Linked DNA regions of Homo sapiens: region 1 is linked to region 2. A link is a loop called in an ENCODE intact Hi-C map of the cell type or tissue named here. Cell type or tissue: PC-9. All regions are shown on one strand.

Evidence for each region. Peaks named below come from ENCODE experiments on the same cell type or tissue, not always from the same donor. Only the 100,000 strongest peaks of a DNase experiment are listed, where the experiment ranks them.
Region 1: a loop joins it to region 2, with 11 times the contacts of the local background. A loop is called at or near these places in 2 of 110 quality-filtered maps.

What each region holds. Positions count from the first base shown.
Region 1 is chr22:36,581,477-36,589,476 of GRCh38, forward strand. CACNG2 (calcium voltage-gated channel auxiliary subunit gamma 2) reads right to left here. Exons shown (of 4, transcript NM_006078.5): 2 at 5,989-6,072. Among named protein-coding and RNA genes, the nearest start is that of EIF3D, 56 kb to the left of the region's middle. In PC-9, no CTCF peak of the experiment used is centred here; DNase peaks (open chromatin) are centred at 4,525 and 4,945; H3K27ac peaks cover 779 bases; H3K27me3 peaks cover 955 bases.
Region 2 is chr22:36,656,792-36,664,791 of GRCh38, forward strand. The region is part of intron 1 of CACNG2 (calcium voltage-gated channel auxiliary subunit gamma 2); the gene reads right to left. Among named protein-coding and RNA genes, the nearest start is that of CACNG2, 43 kb to the right of the region's middle. In PC-9, no CTCF peak of the experiment used is centred here; DNase peaks (open chromatin) are centred at 3,120 and 3,410; H3K4me3 peaks cover 1,387 bases; H3K27ac peaks cover 2,619 bases.

The DNA of each region.
Region 1 (8,000 bases), 75 kb before region 2:
CCATCCTTTCCACCCCCGGAGATGAGCTCTGAACTGCTGTCCAGCCATGCTCTTCTGGCATTCTCTGTCCTCCCTCTCTGCTCTACATCCCCAGTCCAGCTGGTGTAGCAAGGATGGTGGGAGTTACCCCAGACACCTCATTGGCCACTCCTGCTCAGCCCCCTTTCCTGGAGTGTCCTCATCTCACTGGCCCCTAAGCCTTCGTGGTGTCCTGGAGCTTAGTGTCTGGGCTTCTCCCCTTCTCTCTCTGTGCCACTCCCTCGGTGAGTTCATTGAGTTTCATGGCTTTAAATATCACCTACGTGCCAACAACGTGAAAACTCACTATCTCTGGCCAGGACCTCTCCTGTGAACCCTGGCCTCAGGTCCATACCGAGCCCGTGACATTGTCCCAGGAAGTCCCACAGGCATCTCTAACTGAATATGTCTGATATTGAGCCCCAGTCTCAACCTGTTGTTCCCCCATGGGCACGGCCCCTTGGCACCATCCTTGCCTCCTTCCTTTGTCTCGAAATCCACATTCAGCCTTTCAGAAAATCCTGTGTGCGGTGCCCTGGAAATATTTTCAACATTGATCCTATTTCACCCCCTTCACTGCTACCACTCTGGTTCAAGCTGTCATCACCTCCTGCCTAAATTATAGCAACAGAGTTTTAACTCTTCTGTCGGCTTCTGCCCTGGTCCGATTTCAGTCCCTTATGAACACAACAGCCAGAGCCTGTTCAAAAGTGAGATGGTGTCTGTCAATCAGAGCAAACCCCCAAATTCTCGCTGCAACCCACAGGGTCCTTGAGGCTCTCCACACTTGCTCTTCCTTTGCTCTTCCTTGCTCACTCTCTTCTTGTCTCACGGGGCTCAGTCCTATTCCTCAGATATTCCAGGCATGCTCCCAACCCAGGACCTTTGCACTTGCTGTTTGCTCTTTCTTTCTTTCTTTTTTTTTTTTGAGACAGAGTTTTGCTCTTGTTGTCCAGGCTGGAGTGCAATGGCATGGTCTCAGCTCACTGCAACCTCCACCTCCTGGGTTCAAATGATTTTCCTGCCTCAGCCTCCTGAGTAGCTGGGAATACAGGCATGCACCACCACGCCTGGCTAAATTTTTTGGTATTTTTAGTAGAGACGGGGTTTCTCCATGTTGGTCAGGCTGGTCTCGAACTCCCAACCTCAGGTGATCTGCCCACCTTGGCCTCCCAAAGTGCTGAGATTACAGGCACCCGCCACCACGCCTGGCCACTGTTCATTCTTGATCCCATCCCTACTCTAGAATTCCCCATCCCCCGTCCCTGCTTGACTTTTTTCCCCATAGGGCTTATCTTAGTCTAACATGTTATATCATTCACCTGTTAGTTTCATTTTTTGCAGACTGCAAGTACCCTGAGGGCCATAACCTCAGTACCTCAAAGAGGGCCTGGCATACAGGGGGGCCCACTCCAGAAAGATCTGTGGAGTGTGTGAATTGCTCACACTTACAAGTGAAGGAAGACGCTACATCTGTTTCATGGACCTTGTGACTTCATAGGAAATTTAAGGGGCCCAAGCGTTGTGCGTTCCTGGTGGGGCTCAGGTTGGTCCAGTTCCTCATGCTGCAGAGGTCTTGGGTTTAGGAATACTCCGGAAGGCATGGATTGTGCCCCATCCAGCTCACACCTCTGCTTTTCCAGGAAGAATTAATTTAGGGCTGGACATGGTGGCTCACACCTATTCGCAGCACTTTGGGAGGCTGAGGTGGGCAGATCACCTGAGGTCAGGAATTCGAGACCAACCTGGTCAACATGGCAAAATCCCGTCTCTACTAAAAATACAAAAATTAGCCAGATGTGGTGGCGGGTGCCTGTAATCCCAGCTACTCAGGAGGCTGAGGCAGGAGAATTGCTTGAACCCAGGAGGCAGAGGTTGCAGTGAGCCAAGATTGTACCACTGCACTCCAGCCTGGGTGACAGAGCAAGATTCCGTCTCAAAAAAAAAAGAAAAAAAAAAAAGAATTAATTGAGGAGCTATTTGGGAACCTGGAAAACAAGCCCCAAGTCCCTTAGGAGATGCTCTACATGGGTTGGAATCTGCTTTTTGGGGAGAAAGAAGAGTTGCTTGACTGCTCCTTCCCTCTCCTTTCACTTCCGTCCCTATCCTGAAATCTGTTCCCTGCCCCATGGCCCATGCCCCATCAGTGGCCACCCCTGCTGCTGTCAGCTCTGTCTCCCAAACATCTCCTTCCTTCTCACCATCACCATGGCTACACTCTGGTTGCCCCCTCTCCCCCATCCTGGGCTCCCTGCCTCTGTTTCCAACCGTCACTACCACAGCAGCCAGGCTGATGTGTCTAAATCGGTCATTCCCATCACACTTAGAATGAGAGCTGAGGTCTCCCCCTGGTCCCAGGCCCACATGACTGGGTTCCTCTGCTGTCTCTGCTGTAGGACCCCACTCCACCCCTGCACTGGGCTCCTGCAAGACCAGCTACCCCTCTGATCCTCAAACATGATGCTCTGTGCCTGCTTTAAGGACTTTGCTCTTGCTATTCTCTCCATCAGCTACTCTCTTCCCCAGAAATCTTCTTACCTGGTTCCCTTTCTTTACTCAGGGAAACTTTGGGACCACCTTATCTAAGTGACATGCCCTCAGGACCCACTGGCCCCTCCCCCATCACTCTCCACTCTCCAACCCCTCCCAGACCACTCAGAAACTATCTCAGCTGGGGCCGGGCGTGGTGGCTCACGCCTGTAATCCCAGCACTTTGGCAGGCTGAGGCAGGCGGATCACCTGAGGCCAGGAATTTAAGACCAGCCAGGCTAACATGGTGAAACCCCATCTTTACTAAAAATACAAAAAAATTAGCCAGGCATGGTGGCGCATGCATGTAATCCCAGCTACTCGGGAGGCTGAGGCAGGAGAATCGCTTGAACCCGGGAAGCAGAGGTTTGGCATTACTTGCACTCCAGCCTGGATGAAAGAGCAAGATACAGCAACAACAACAACAACAAAACTATCTCAGGGTGCAGAGGGCAGGGACAGGGTGTTTCACACTTGTTTATTACTTGTTTCTTACACTAGGATGTAACCTTCACGAAGGCACTGGCCCTCTTTATTTGGTTCACTCTTGGATCCCCAGGACTGACAATAGTGCTGGCACTCAGTGAGTGCTTAGTAAATATCTCTCGAGTGAATGAATGAATGAATTGGCTCTGGTGCCACCTTCTCTAGGGAACTCTTATGGAAGGACCTCCTCTGGTCTGGGTTAGGGGACAGGTTCCCTCAGCACCACACGATTCCTTCTATTCCAGCATGCAGCATAAACATTAGGTCTGTAGGTCTCCCTCCAGATGGCTAGCCCTCAGGGAGAGGAGCTGCTTCTGCCCCCTCACAGCCTCCCCTGCGGCAGATGAGCGGTGCAGATGGGTTTGACAGACCTTAACTAGGAGTGGACTCAGGCCCTCTCCACCCCAGGTGCAGCTCAGCCCGCCTCCTTCAGCCTAAGCTCTGCCCACCTCTGGGAGCCACCTGCCTACTTCTGGCGAATGGGGGCCCAGCTGTTTTCCTCTGGAAGCCTGTTGCTTGCATTGATCTCGGGGCATTAGACCATGATTTACTTGAGTGTTCACATATTCACCCACCCAGTCACTTCATTGCTCAGTCATCAAAGTGCTTTTTTGGGTCAAATTCCCTGCCATGGCCTTTTCTGGGTGCTTGGGGTGCAGAAATGAATGGGACATAGCTCTGCCTTCAAGAAGCTCATAGTCTCTTGGGGATCCCGAGTGTGAACCAGTGACATTGCAGCAAAGTGTGGTCGGGGTTGAATTGTAGACACATGCAGGGTGCCAGGGAGGCCCCAGAGGAGCTTCTGAATCAGAAGCGGGGGTAGGGACTGGGGGCAGGGGATCCTTCTAGAAAAATCATCCCCGTCTTCCAGCTTCTCTCAAGATCTAGGTTAGAACTTCGTAGAGAATGATAGAAACTTGCGTCTTCCAGCTTTAAAGAATTATTTTTGTTTTCCGGCCCAGGACTAGCATTTTATAGACCAGGGGTCAGCAAACTATACCAAATGAAGCCTGCTGCCTGGTTGTGTAAATCAAGTTAAGTTTCACTGTAACACAGCCACACATATGCCTCCATATTGTCAGTGGCCACAAGAGCAGAGTTGGGTAAATGGGACAGAGATTGCATGGCCCACAAAGCCTAAAATATTCAACATCTGATTCTTTACAGAAAAAGTTTGCCGACCCCTGCTACAGGTGTTCAAAAAATATTGTTGGATTAAGTCAACTCAAATCAGACCTTCAGAATCCTGTCGTTGCCAATCTGAGTCCAAGTCTTTTGTCCAGGGACACCAAAATGAACCAAATACTCTATGCTCTATGCTCTTCTTTCTTAAAAACAAGGAAATGGAGGCATTGAGTTGTTAGGAATTGCTACTGAAGAATCCTCTATCTCTTCTTAACAAAAAGCATTCATTGAGCTGTTATAAGGGCAGCAATGAATGAGACAAGTTTTCTGCCCCCAGGCACTTACTGCCTAGCAGATAAAGCATGACATCATTCGAGCTCCACCTGGTGAGCCTTGTGCTCCGGGAATGTGGCTCCCAGTGTGGGGCTTGGCTTTGCCTGCTGGCTTCCCCCTTCTACATTCAGGCCTCACCTCTGCCATGCTGTGTCTCCCAAGTTGAGCTGTTTTTCCAAGGGCCCTCCCTGCCAGGCTGTGCTCTTCTTGGGGGCAGGCCCCATCCATCTTGGCCTCCCCAGCACGGAGCACAGGATCCAGCACACAGAAGGAGCTCAACCCACGTTTACCGCACAGCTGGGCTCCTGCAGCCCCACCCCAGACACAGTCGCAGGTAACAGGTAACCACAACCAAATGGCCTTTTAGGAATTCCAGTTAAGAGCAACGTCTTGAAGGAATTCATAAAAGGAAATGAAGAGCAGGGTATGATATTTTTTCCTTTAAAAAAAAGAATCTAAAAATTGCATCGTGTTCCCTCCCTCTTTCTTCCCAGCTGCCTGGCTGACTTTACATTCCACGGGCTTTTCAATGAAACCAGATTCCAGGCTGACCTGAGAGCTGGGCTTGATGTGAGAAGTAATTATTGAAAGAGACAGGGGCAATCTATATAATAAAATGCCTCCTACATGCTTCATAAAAGTGATCTGAGGGCAATGGCAGTCCTTGTGCTGTTGGGAAGGGGAGGTGGCAGGGCCTGGAGCAGAGGCGGGGTTGCTCCTGGGAGGAGAGCAAACCTCCTTCCAAAGAGATGGCCTGAGAACCTCGGCTTTGCTGTCCCAGGCCTCAAGGACTCTCAGCCCCTCTCTTGGAAATCCCTTTCTCAGGGAATAGGTAGCCTTGTTAGTTTTTGCTGATACTTGAGACATTTCCTTGGAGCCTCAGAATGCTTTCTCTTGATAATATGTCTCAGGTGGATTTAAGATTGCAGCTGTTACATCAGGATTTAACTTTGACTTACTTGACTTGCGGGGGAAGAAAAAATCTCTCTCTTTTTTTTTTTTTCATTAGAAGTTCCAATCTGGCACTGCCTGGTGGGTTACTTCATCCAATTATTCAAGAAATATTCACTGAGTGCTTATCACATGCCAAGCACTGGGCTGAGAATATAATGGTGAATGCTAGGGTGAGTCCATACCCTAGCAGAGTTGGGAGATGGTTACTCAAATAGCCAAGGACCCTACAGCATGATAAAGTACCGTCCTCTAGGAACTCATGCAGAAGGCAGGAAGGACTTCCTGGAGAAGGTGATGTTTTAGCTGAGACCTGGAGGTCGACTGAGTAGGAGTTTGCCAGACAAAGACGGGCAGGGAAGGGCATTGCAGGCAGAGGGAACAGCACATATGAAGGTCTGTACTCCGGAAAGGAGAGAGGCTTAGCTTTTTCCTGCCCTCTGCTGTGATGAGGGCCTCTAGGTAGGCCTGGTCCTTGACTCTGTGAAGGATGGAAGGGCAGGGCCCACCACCAGGAGGGAGATAAAAACAATCGTGTGCACTCACGGAGGAAATATTCTGCTGTGTCAGCTTCGTAATCTGCATCCTCTGGGAAGTGATCAATTTGCTTGCACAGACCTTTGAAATTCCCTGCAAAACAAGGGGAGAAGGAGCACATGAAACATCATAGTTTTGGGGGCGCTTAGGGCCCACCTGCCTCTTCCCAACTTCTGGCTCTTTGGAAACTCACTCAGCCCTCTCCCTCACCCCTGAAGGAAGGTTTCGCTTTGTCCGTTTGGACATCTGCCTGGTGAATCACAACACACACACCCGCAGTACTGCAGAGAGGATCTAAAGCCGACGACTTCAAAACGCTGCCTTCTGTCCCTGCACTGAAGCTTCTGAGGATTAGCGGAGGCTTGGCAGCAGTGGAGGTTTGATTCCGAGCTGGGGACTGCCACGCAGGAGGCCGATGAATGCTCCTCAGCCCGTCTCTGTGCCCCAGCATAGCTGGGAGTCATCCTGCATTTTACATGTGAGAAAGTAGCAGATCACTTTCTAAAGGGGACACACCCCGCACTGGTGCTGCCAGATGCTGCCACAGCCCTTTAGAAGAGCCTGCAAAACACTTTCCCATCTGCAATTCCGCACGGAATTCACCAAACCCAGCCGCCAACTGCTCTGAAATAAATATGGGGGTGGGGAGGAAGTTGAGCCCCCTGGGGGCTGGACTTTTGGGTTTTGAACTACAGCTCATTTTGGTTCCACCACAGGCCTGTGAGGGGGGTATTATCATCCTCATTGTATAGATGAGGAAACTGAGGCTCAGAAAGGCTGAACTATCTGAGCAAGTGCTTGTGGCTAGGAAATGACGGAATCAGGGCTGAAACTAGGATCTTTTGACTCTAAATGTTTCCTCGGTGCCTGCTGGGAAGGTGAGAACTGGCCTGGGGCAAATCCCAGCACAGTGTCACAGGCAGGTCCTCCCCAGTGTTCACTGATGAGCACGTGAACTCTTGAATGTGGCCTTTCTAAAAACCGATAAGTAGCACAGACTCTACAATCACCAGAGCATCGGCTTCCTGACAGCAGAGACTTTGTTTCATTCACTGTCTTATCTCCAGCACCAGCATAGGCACAGTGAATGTCCTTTAACCTTCTCTGAATGGAAGAAAGATTGGGTGTATGCTGGGGCGTATGCACAGTGGGTAAGATGCAGGTTGCACAGCCAGACTGCCTGGGTCCAGCTGTGCATCACTCAGTGTCCTCACCTGAGAGTGGCGATAACAAGAATTCTTCCCTGGCAGATTGTCGTGGAGGTTCACTGAGCTGATGCATGTTGAGTAGTCAGAACAGTGCCTGACACATTTAGGAAGTCCTTGGGGGCATTGACGTGAGACAGAAATGAAATTTGACTGTGTCCAGCCACCAACATAGTAGCTACTGTGACCTAATTAATACAGCCCTCAATACATGTTGGCAATGATTTTCTTCTACAGTCCTGAGACTATGTCTTATAAAATAGGGGCAGATTCTAGTATGTGTCATAGATATTAATTAGGAATTTTACGGTATTATTACATATACCTTTTTTTTTTTTTTTTCCCCCTGAAATGGAGTCTCACTCTGTCACCCAGGCTTGAGTGCAGTGGTGTGATCTCGGCTCACGGCAACCTCCAACTCCCAAGTTCAAGTGATTCTCCTGCGTCAGCCTCCTGAGTAGCTGGGATTACAGGCACATACCAACATGCCCAGCTAATTTTTGTATTTTAGTAGAGATGGGGTTTCACCATGTTGGCCAGGCTGGTCCCCCACTCCTGACTTCAAGTGATCTGCCTGCCTTGGCCTCCCAAAGTGCTGGGATTACAGGCATAATCCACTGTGCCCAGCCTAGACATATATATATATATGTGTGTGTGTGTATAAAATAGACCTATATATTAGGTTGGTGCAAAAGCAACTGTGGTTTTTGCCATCAAAAGTAATAGTGAAACCGTAATTACTTTTGCATCAACCTAATAGTACACAGGTATATAGTATACAGGGATACTTACGTACTACGTAGGAATATAAGCATT
Region 2 (8,000 bases):
TTTGGGTTTTTACCAGTGAGGCGTCCTAGACTTCCCCATTTAAAATGGCGGCGTTCCTGGCCAACGCTCTCTGGCCCCCTTCCTGTTTAATTCTTCTCTGCAGCACTCAGCTCCAGCTGACCTATATTTTGCTTTATTTATCGATTGGTTGTCTGCCTATCTCCAGTAGAATGAGGGCCCTTCATGAGGGTCAGGACTTTTGTTTGCTCTGTCCATGATTGGATCCCAGTGCCCGGAAGAGCATCTGGCACACAGAAGTGCTCGACAGTGATTTGTGGAATAAATGCAGACAGCTCTCTCAGGTAGTGGTTGGGTTGCTTCCATGTGGCACCTGCCTCAGTCTCTGATGTTTGCTAGGATTGTGCTGGGATAATTGTGTATATGGATGAGATGTCTGCATCTTAATGGTTGATAATTAACATTGACTTTTTGCCTTCTTCCGGAGAGATCCAGTGGCTCTGGGCATGGAAGGATAACTGAACAAAGAGAACTCAGGCATCCAAGGAGTGAGACAAGTCTTCAGTTCCACAATGGATAGAAACCAGAGGAGATTATAATTTGTGGTCAGACTTAAGGGTATATGGAATCCGGCCTCAAAGGAAAACAGTCCCAGCCCTGGAAAGCTCATGCTACTCCCATGTCAGATAGAGGGGCCTGGCCTGGACTCGGGAGGGCTCTGCCTGGGAGAAGAAGAGGTGTGCACGTTGCTCCAGGAGCCCGGCTGGAGGACACGGGGGCCGGAATTGCTTTTATTGGATAAATCTTCTCTGGATTGAGGAGTTCATCTTAAGAAATTTTTGATTCCTATGCTGGATAGGGCTGGACACTGGATCTACACTCTGTGCCTATAATTTTTAAAAACCTACAGAGTTTTCATTTTTATAAATCCTAGAACTTTTTTTTTTTCTGGATACAATAAGATTGGCCCGCAAATGGACAGTGGCGTAATGAGCAAAAGTGTCGTGAGGTCTGTGTGTTTCCTTTGCTATGGCTCAGGGAGTGGAGGCTTGTAGTTCCAGAATATTGAGTAGGCACAGAGAGCTCTGGAGCCCCCGGGAGCCAGGCAGGTAGTAAAATCCTAGTGTGGTTATGGTGCTGGGGCAAAGAAAATCTCCGTTCACTCCCAAGCTCTCCAGAGTGTCTGAGGCTGTAGAGAGGCTCACTGAGACTGTGAAGTGGGCACAGGCTTTGTGTCTTGGGGGATGAGCCTAGAGACTTTTCACTTCTGGGGGTTTGTCCAGTATGTTCCTCTAAGGTTGTCATAATAAGTGCATCATTACCAAGTATTACAGCAGGTACTGGTTTGCATCAGGGCTGCTGACGTTGTCTGTGGGCATTGTTAAGAAACCAATCTGGGAAACAAATCTGAACAAAGACCTCACAAAGCCACAGGAGTGAAAAAATAATGGCCCATGAACTTGAGTGGGGGCAGGTATAGAGGGAAAATACCCTAGTCTTTATTTGAAGGAAGATTGCCCGGAACTGTGAACTTTAGATCAAGACAAGAATCCAAGATCAAGGCAGATTCTACCTTATGATTAAGGGAAAGTCCTCCTCTCGCCAATAAGGGCAGGTAGTGACAGGCATCAGGGAGGCCATGGGGCCTGGGAGAGGGAAGAGGAGCAGAGAGAAGCACGCACTGCATGCTGGGCTTTTCACACATGAGAAAGCCTTAAAAATAACCCTCCAGTGGTTATTACTTCTCCCATTTTCTAGATAAGGATAATACAGCTCAGAAGCTAGATAATTTACTATCTCAGGGCTTCTAAGTGTTGGGGTGGGATTTAAGCCTGTCTTCCTCATCCATCTCTTTTTAAATTCCTTCCGTCCTTTATTCAACACATCTGTATCCAGCCCTTGCCCAGGTGCTGGGTACACTGCAGGGACCAAAGCAGGAATGTTCCTGCCCTCAGGGAGCTTTCAATCTGTGGGCATGATGACAGTGAACAAAGTAACAAACCATAATGTAATCACAGAGGGCAATAGTGCTCCAGGGGGAATAGGCGGGGTGTGGGGACAGGGCAAGAGTGTGCGGGGAAGGGACTCCTTAGGTTGGGTGGTCAGGACTGGCTCCCTGCAGAGACTGAAGATAAGATGGAGCCTGGTATTGGGGTGGGGACAGCAATGACGCTGGGAGGGAAGGAAGGGGTGTGCAGGTTATAGGAGCCGAGGGAGCGCCAGACGGTGGCTCTCCGAAGTGTATGTATGCCCTTTCACTCCAGCATGTGGCTTGGCAAGAGAAGCATTGGAGTCAGAGGAGGAAATACCACATTACACAGTGGGTAGGAAACTGACTGCCCTTAGAAGTCTAAGACGGTGTGGGCTGAAAATACCAACTGCTTCCCGCTAGGTGTAGGCACAGGCCTGCTGAGAGATTTCTATGGCATTATTAAGGGAAAGCGGGAGGGTGGGGGCTCTGTCCTCTTGTGGGTGAGGGCCTGGGCAGCAACTTGTCTTCCCACAGCACAAGCTCCGACCCTACCAAGTCAGAAAAGAGGCTGGGACAGGGCCACGTGGAGTCAGGGAGTGGGGAGAGGGCTGTCCCCCATGGCGACCCTGATGCTACTTCTCAGGGACGGGAAAGGAGAGGAAGGAGTGTGTTAACCAGGTCAAAGGCTGCTCCACAGTGAACACTGTGCTGTTTCACGTTACTTATTTCATGTGAGGAAACTGAGGCTCAGAGAGGCAAATTACCTTGCCCAAGTTCATGAATCCAGGAAGGGTATGCCGTGGAGTCTTCCTGGCTTCAAAACCCAGGTTCTCTCCTGTGACCCGGGCTGAGGGGCAGCAGATTACCTGGCCCCAGGAAGGAGTGGGGCCAAAGAAGCAGGACCTGGGGTGATTCTGGGGCCGGGGGAGGGAGGGAATGGCAGGGGTGGGATGGTGCGGGGACACAGGCACACAGGTGAAATGCTGATGTACTGAGATAGGCTTTGCTTGGGAGATCAGAAAGACCTGTGTTCAAATGCCAGCCTGTGCCAACTGCTGGAATTTAGCAGCCAGATGGAACACCTTGAATATCTGCGCGGCCCCTCCCCCAGCCTGCCACCCCCGAGAGGAGGCCCTCACAGCTCCTCTTGCCTCTGGCTGCCTGAGTAAGCAGTCCCCTAGAAGAGCCTGACTCATTCGCCTTGGCTCCCTGCCACCAGAGCTGCAGGGAGGACAGTAGCCCAGTGGCTGGTGGCTTCCAGCTTGCACTGACTGCCCAGCCTCCTCTGGGGAGCAGATGGGGACAATCCCCCCACGACTCTGCTCCTGGTACCCGCACAAGCCGGGGCCTCCCAGGTCAGCTCTCATTCCCTGGCACAGACCTGTCCCACCTTCTTGTATGTGGTTCTGTGTTTATGTGTCATTGTCCCTCACTAGGCCGTGAGCTCTTGCAGGGCAGGGATGCCTGAGTCATCTCCCGTCCCCAGTGCTCATGACAGGACTTGGCACCATGTAGGGGCTGCTCAGCAAATATTTGCCAAATTCCCTTCCAAATCAAACAGGAAATCCCCCTACCCTTGCCGGGGGGCAGTTGCTGGTGGAGCCGGGCCCGTGACCATGGCTTCTGCGGGCTGCTCACCCGGCTTCAGCCCTCCAGTGCCAGGCGCGCACAGGCATATGTCACATTTCAGCATTGTTTTCCTTCCGATGCTGCTTTCGATTGCTGGTTTTATTCCAGCCCATTCTCACTCTCTGTCTTGGAAAATCACAAGGCAACTCCACGCTGCTCCTGGAATTCTTGCCAATGTGATTCAAGAGGAATTGAGCACACTGCGCTGAGCTCCCCTCAACACAAAGACGCTGCTACTTTCAGTGTGGTGGCCTTCCTTCCACCAGCCTGGCCCCCCACCTTGCCCAGGTGAGGCGGGCGGGGCGGGGCAGCGTGTGCGCTTGGCTGTTTCACCCAGTTGTCACCCACAAAGTGCCCCAGTTGAAAGCACCCAGGGCTGGGAGGTGTGGGTTGTTAGATAAACGTGGAAGCAAGGTTGCCCCATAACAGCCCAGAGCCTTCCCTCATCCCAGTCCTCACTCACAACCTACTCTGCTAAAGTTTTTTAAATCATGGCTTCTTTACTAGCTATGTGACTTGGGATAAATGACTTACTCTCCTCTGTGCCTCAGTTTCCTCATGTGAAAAATGGAGACGATTGTTACAGGATTAAATGAGATACAGTGGCAGTACCCAGCACAGGGCTTGGTGTACTGTGGGCATTCAGTGACTTCTGGCTGTGATGCCAATGACCTGTGTCAGTGCCGGCACATGCTTTCTGAGTGCAGGCAGGTTCCTTGGTGCTAAGCCCTATTACCGTGAAATCAATCAACTCCGTGCTCGGACCCTCCCAGGCACACCGTTTGAGAGCAGGCTTGGATTCAGTCTCCTATCAGTCTCTAGAGGAGTCCGGAAGTGGAATGGGGAGCTGAGGCTGCCATGTACGTCGGAGGCAGTACCCGATGGGGTGTGACTCTCTGTAGCTCCTCCAAGCACCTGGGGAGCAACATTTACATGCAGCCTCCTGAGATCGCATGTTAGATGGAATCATATTTATTTCTTCCTTAGTCGGAGATTACACGGTGAAGTGGGAGAAGTGTGGACTTGCCCTCCCATCATGGCCATTTCTGGGCTGAGTGACATGGGACAAATCATCCAACTTCTCTCATGCTTATGGGAATGGGATGTCAGGAGGTTCAGTGTGGACTTGAACCGTGTGGGGCCTAGGGTGTGCCATTGAAAACAGAACCCTGCTCTGTTCCTAAGAGCATCGAGCATATTAAGCGATCCTGTCATCCCAAATCTGTTTTGTCGGAGGCCTCCTTGGTGAAGGGCCACAGCATCTGAGGTGGAAGGCAGAGTAGTTTTTGTAATTGGCTCCATTGCATGTCAACAAATGAAAGGGTAACCGAGACTGACAGTCCCCTAGCTGTGGGGGGACCTTGTCCAGAACCTGTCACAGGACGAAAGCTCTAGGATTGGAGGCAAGGTGGCCTCATGGGCCTGGGAAGCAGGCTGCCTGGATTTGAACAATGTCTCCATCCTCACTCCCATGGAACCTTGGCCAAGCCTCTTAACACTTTTCTGAGCCTCAGTTTCTTCACCTGGAAAATGGGGCTAGCAATATTCTCTTGAAGGCAGCTTTGTGGCTGGTGTGTTGATAACAGGTTCTGCTTCCTATGGACTCATTGCTATTCTTTTTTTTTTTTTTTTTTTTTTTTTTTTTTTCAGACGGAGTCTCCCTCTGTCACCCGGGCTGGAGTGCAGTGGCATGATCTCAGCTCACTGCAAGCTCCACCTCCCAGGTCAAGCAATTCTCCTGCCTCAGCCTCCCTAGTAGCTGGGATTATAGGCACACACCACCAAACCTGGCCAATTTTTTTTGTATTTTTAGTAGAGATGGGGTTTTGCCATGTTGGCCAGGCTGGTCTCGAACTCCTGACCTCAGATGATCCTCCTGCCTCGTCCTCCCAAAGTGCTGGGATTACAGGTGTGAGCCACTGTACCTGGCTGACTCATTGCTATTCTAAGCCATCTTGTGAAGCGGTTACAGCGATCACATCCTCACTTGACAGATGGGAAAACTGAGGTGCAGAGCGATCAGTGATCTGCCAGTTCATTCACTCCTTCATCCCATTTTCTGACCTGACCCCTGCTTCCTTCTCTTCTCTTATCTGCCACCCACCCACACATTGAAATCATGACATGAATTACACACCTGTCCCCAAACTCGCCAGGCTAACTCAGGCCTCTGCCTTTGCATTCCCTCTGCCTGTAAGGTCTGTCTCCTTCTCTGTGCCTGACTCAGCTGTGTGTGTTCTTTAAGGCTCAACTCAGGTGCCTCCTCCTCCAGGAAGACTTCCCTCCTAAGCACTATCGGTAGGTTCTCCTTTAGCCTGGGCTTACCTATACCTGAGTGTGTTCACCTACATAATAATCGCGGAGTAAACTGACTCCACATTTTCTGTCTCCTGGGCACCGTGCATGCCCCTTACAAACACTCTTTCGTTCAGTTTGCCCTACAACTCATCAACGTAGATGTTATTTTTTTCTGTGTCACGGTTGAGGAGCCGGGATTTGAACTCAGATGAGTCCTTTTTAGCTCTCCATGGGACACCTGGTTATGCACTTCTTTTTACTCATCTCTTTTACTGGACCTTGGCGTAGTTATCTCTGTATCACTGGGGCCCTGCACCACACAGGGAATCAAATAATAGTTGTTGAATGAAACTTGAACACTCACGATATGTTTCTAGAATAATAAGAGTTAAAAAAAAAAGAGAGAGAGAGAGACAGAACTCAGTGAAGTATCTCAGGATCCCATCCTCCTCCATGGTTTAAGATAAGTTCTCATTAGGAGCCCAAGCCCTTTGAGAGGAGACCCTTGCCCAAGTCGGTCTACGGGTGGGTGCCTGGTCCGGTGCCTGGCATGGAGGACGTGCTCAGAAAACACGGATTTGACCAGTAGCTGTTTTTCCCCTTTGAGCGTGATCACTTAGGGAGTTCTGCTTTTTGTGAACCAAGACTACTTGGGGATCTCCGAGTCAAAAGGTCTTTGGTTTTCGCCAAGGGGTACTTCGAGGAAAGGGCCACCCCTACCCTCTATACTCAGGGAAATTGGATTTCTGATGACTGCTGCACACACAAGCAAGCAATAAAATGACAAAGCAATATTAAAGTTCAAGCGCTCAGCATACCCATCTTCTCCAGGCATCCTGAGTTTTTTTCTTTTTAGAGCAAAACCCTGCAATATTAATAAATGACAGAGAGAGAAGGATAGAAAAACGACTCTTTCCCTTTGACATGGTGAAGATCACAGGAACTAGAGGGACCTTTAATCTTTATTAATGCGTCGCGAGGGGGCCTCTCCCACAAGCTGTGGGAAGCAGACATCCAAAGAGTTTGCAGCGCTCGCAGAGTCCTCAGCATCCCTGGGCGCCTCAGATGACTGCCTGGTACTGTTCAGAGTCTAGCAGGACCGCGTCATGGGGACCCGCTGTGTCCTGGGCAAGAACAAGGCAGCCCTAACCCAGCTCCCATCTGTGGGGGGCTGGAAGACAGGGAAATTCAGGACACAGGCCTCGATCACATGGGCCTGTTTCTAACCAAGGGCACCGATGCCCTGAAGAGGCTCGGAAGGAACCAGGCTGTCGGTTGCAGGGACGAGCACAAATCATGGCTAGGAGGGAACATACCTGAGTTCATTAAGGAGCACAACCAATAATGAGCACCTTTGTTTTTATACCTTGCTGCTCCCCTCTGGACCACATGGCTAAATGCATCTTCCCACCCTTCCTCCCCTATGGCTGGACATTACATGAGGGTGGCTGGCAAAACCTATATTATGCAAGCCTAATTCCACTGACTTAGTGAGTCAGGAATTGCAAGGTACATATAGGGGAGAGAACATAACTGAAACGTTTATAGTAAGGATTTAAGAGCCAAGAAGGTCAGACACACACACACACCCATACACACACGCACAGAATGAGAAATGGAGAGGCATATTTTGACATTCTTCCATTCATCTCTCTGCCTATTCATTCATTCAAAAATGCTTATTGATCGCCTACTCGATGAGACGCACTGTTCTAGCCACTGGGGCTCCAGCAGTGAACAGGATGAGCAAGGTCCTTGTTTCTCTAAAGCTTACGCTCATTCCACTCGAGAGCGTCCCTGGGTGCCAGGCCCAGCACAGGGTTAATCACACTAAGGATGCATTATAATGCAAAGAGGATGGACACCACCTACACCCCTTTCCGGGCTAGGGATCTAAATGCCAGGGAGATCAACCTGTCCAAGACCTCACACTGGGTTGTGGACCTGGAATCTGAAGCTAGATTTGAGGCCGACTGTCTTTCTACTCACTGCTCAAAGCCGACTAACAAACCCGAGCTGAGAGCGGTGGTGCAGTTGGGGAGGAAGCATCTAGCTGAAGTGTGCTCAAATAAGGCATCGTCTAATTCGATTATGCTTGCTAGACTGCAATGTAATAAAACAGAGTTTTCATATAAGCATCATC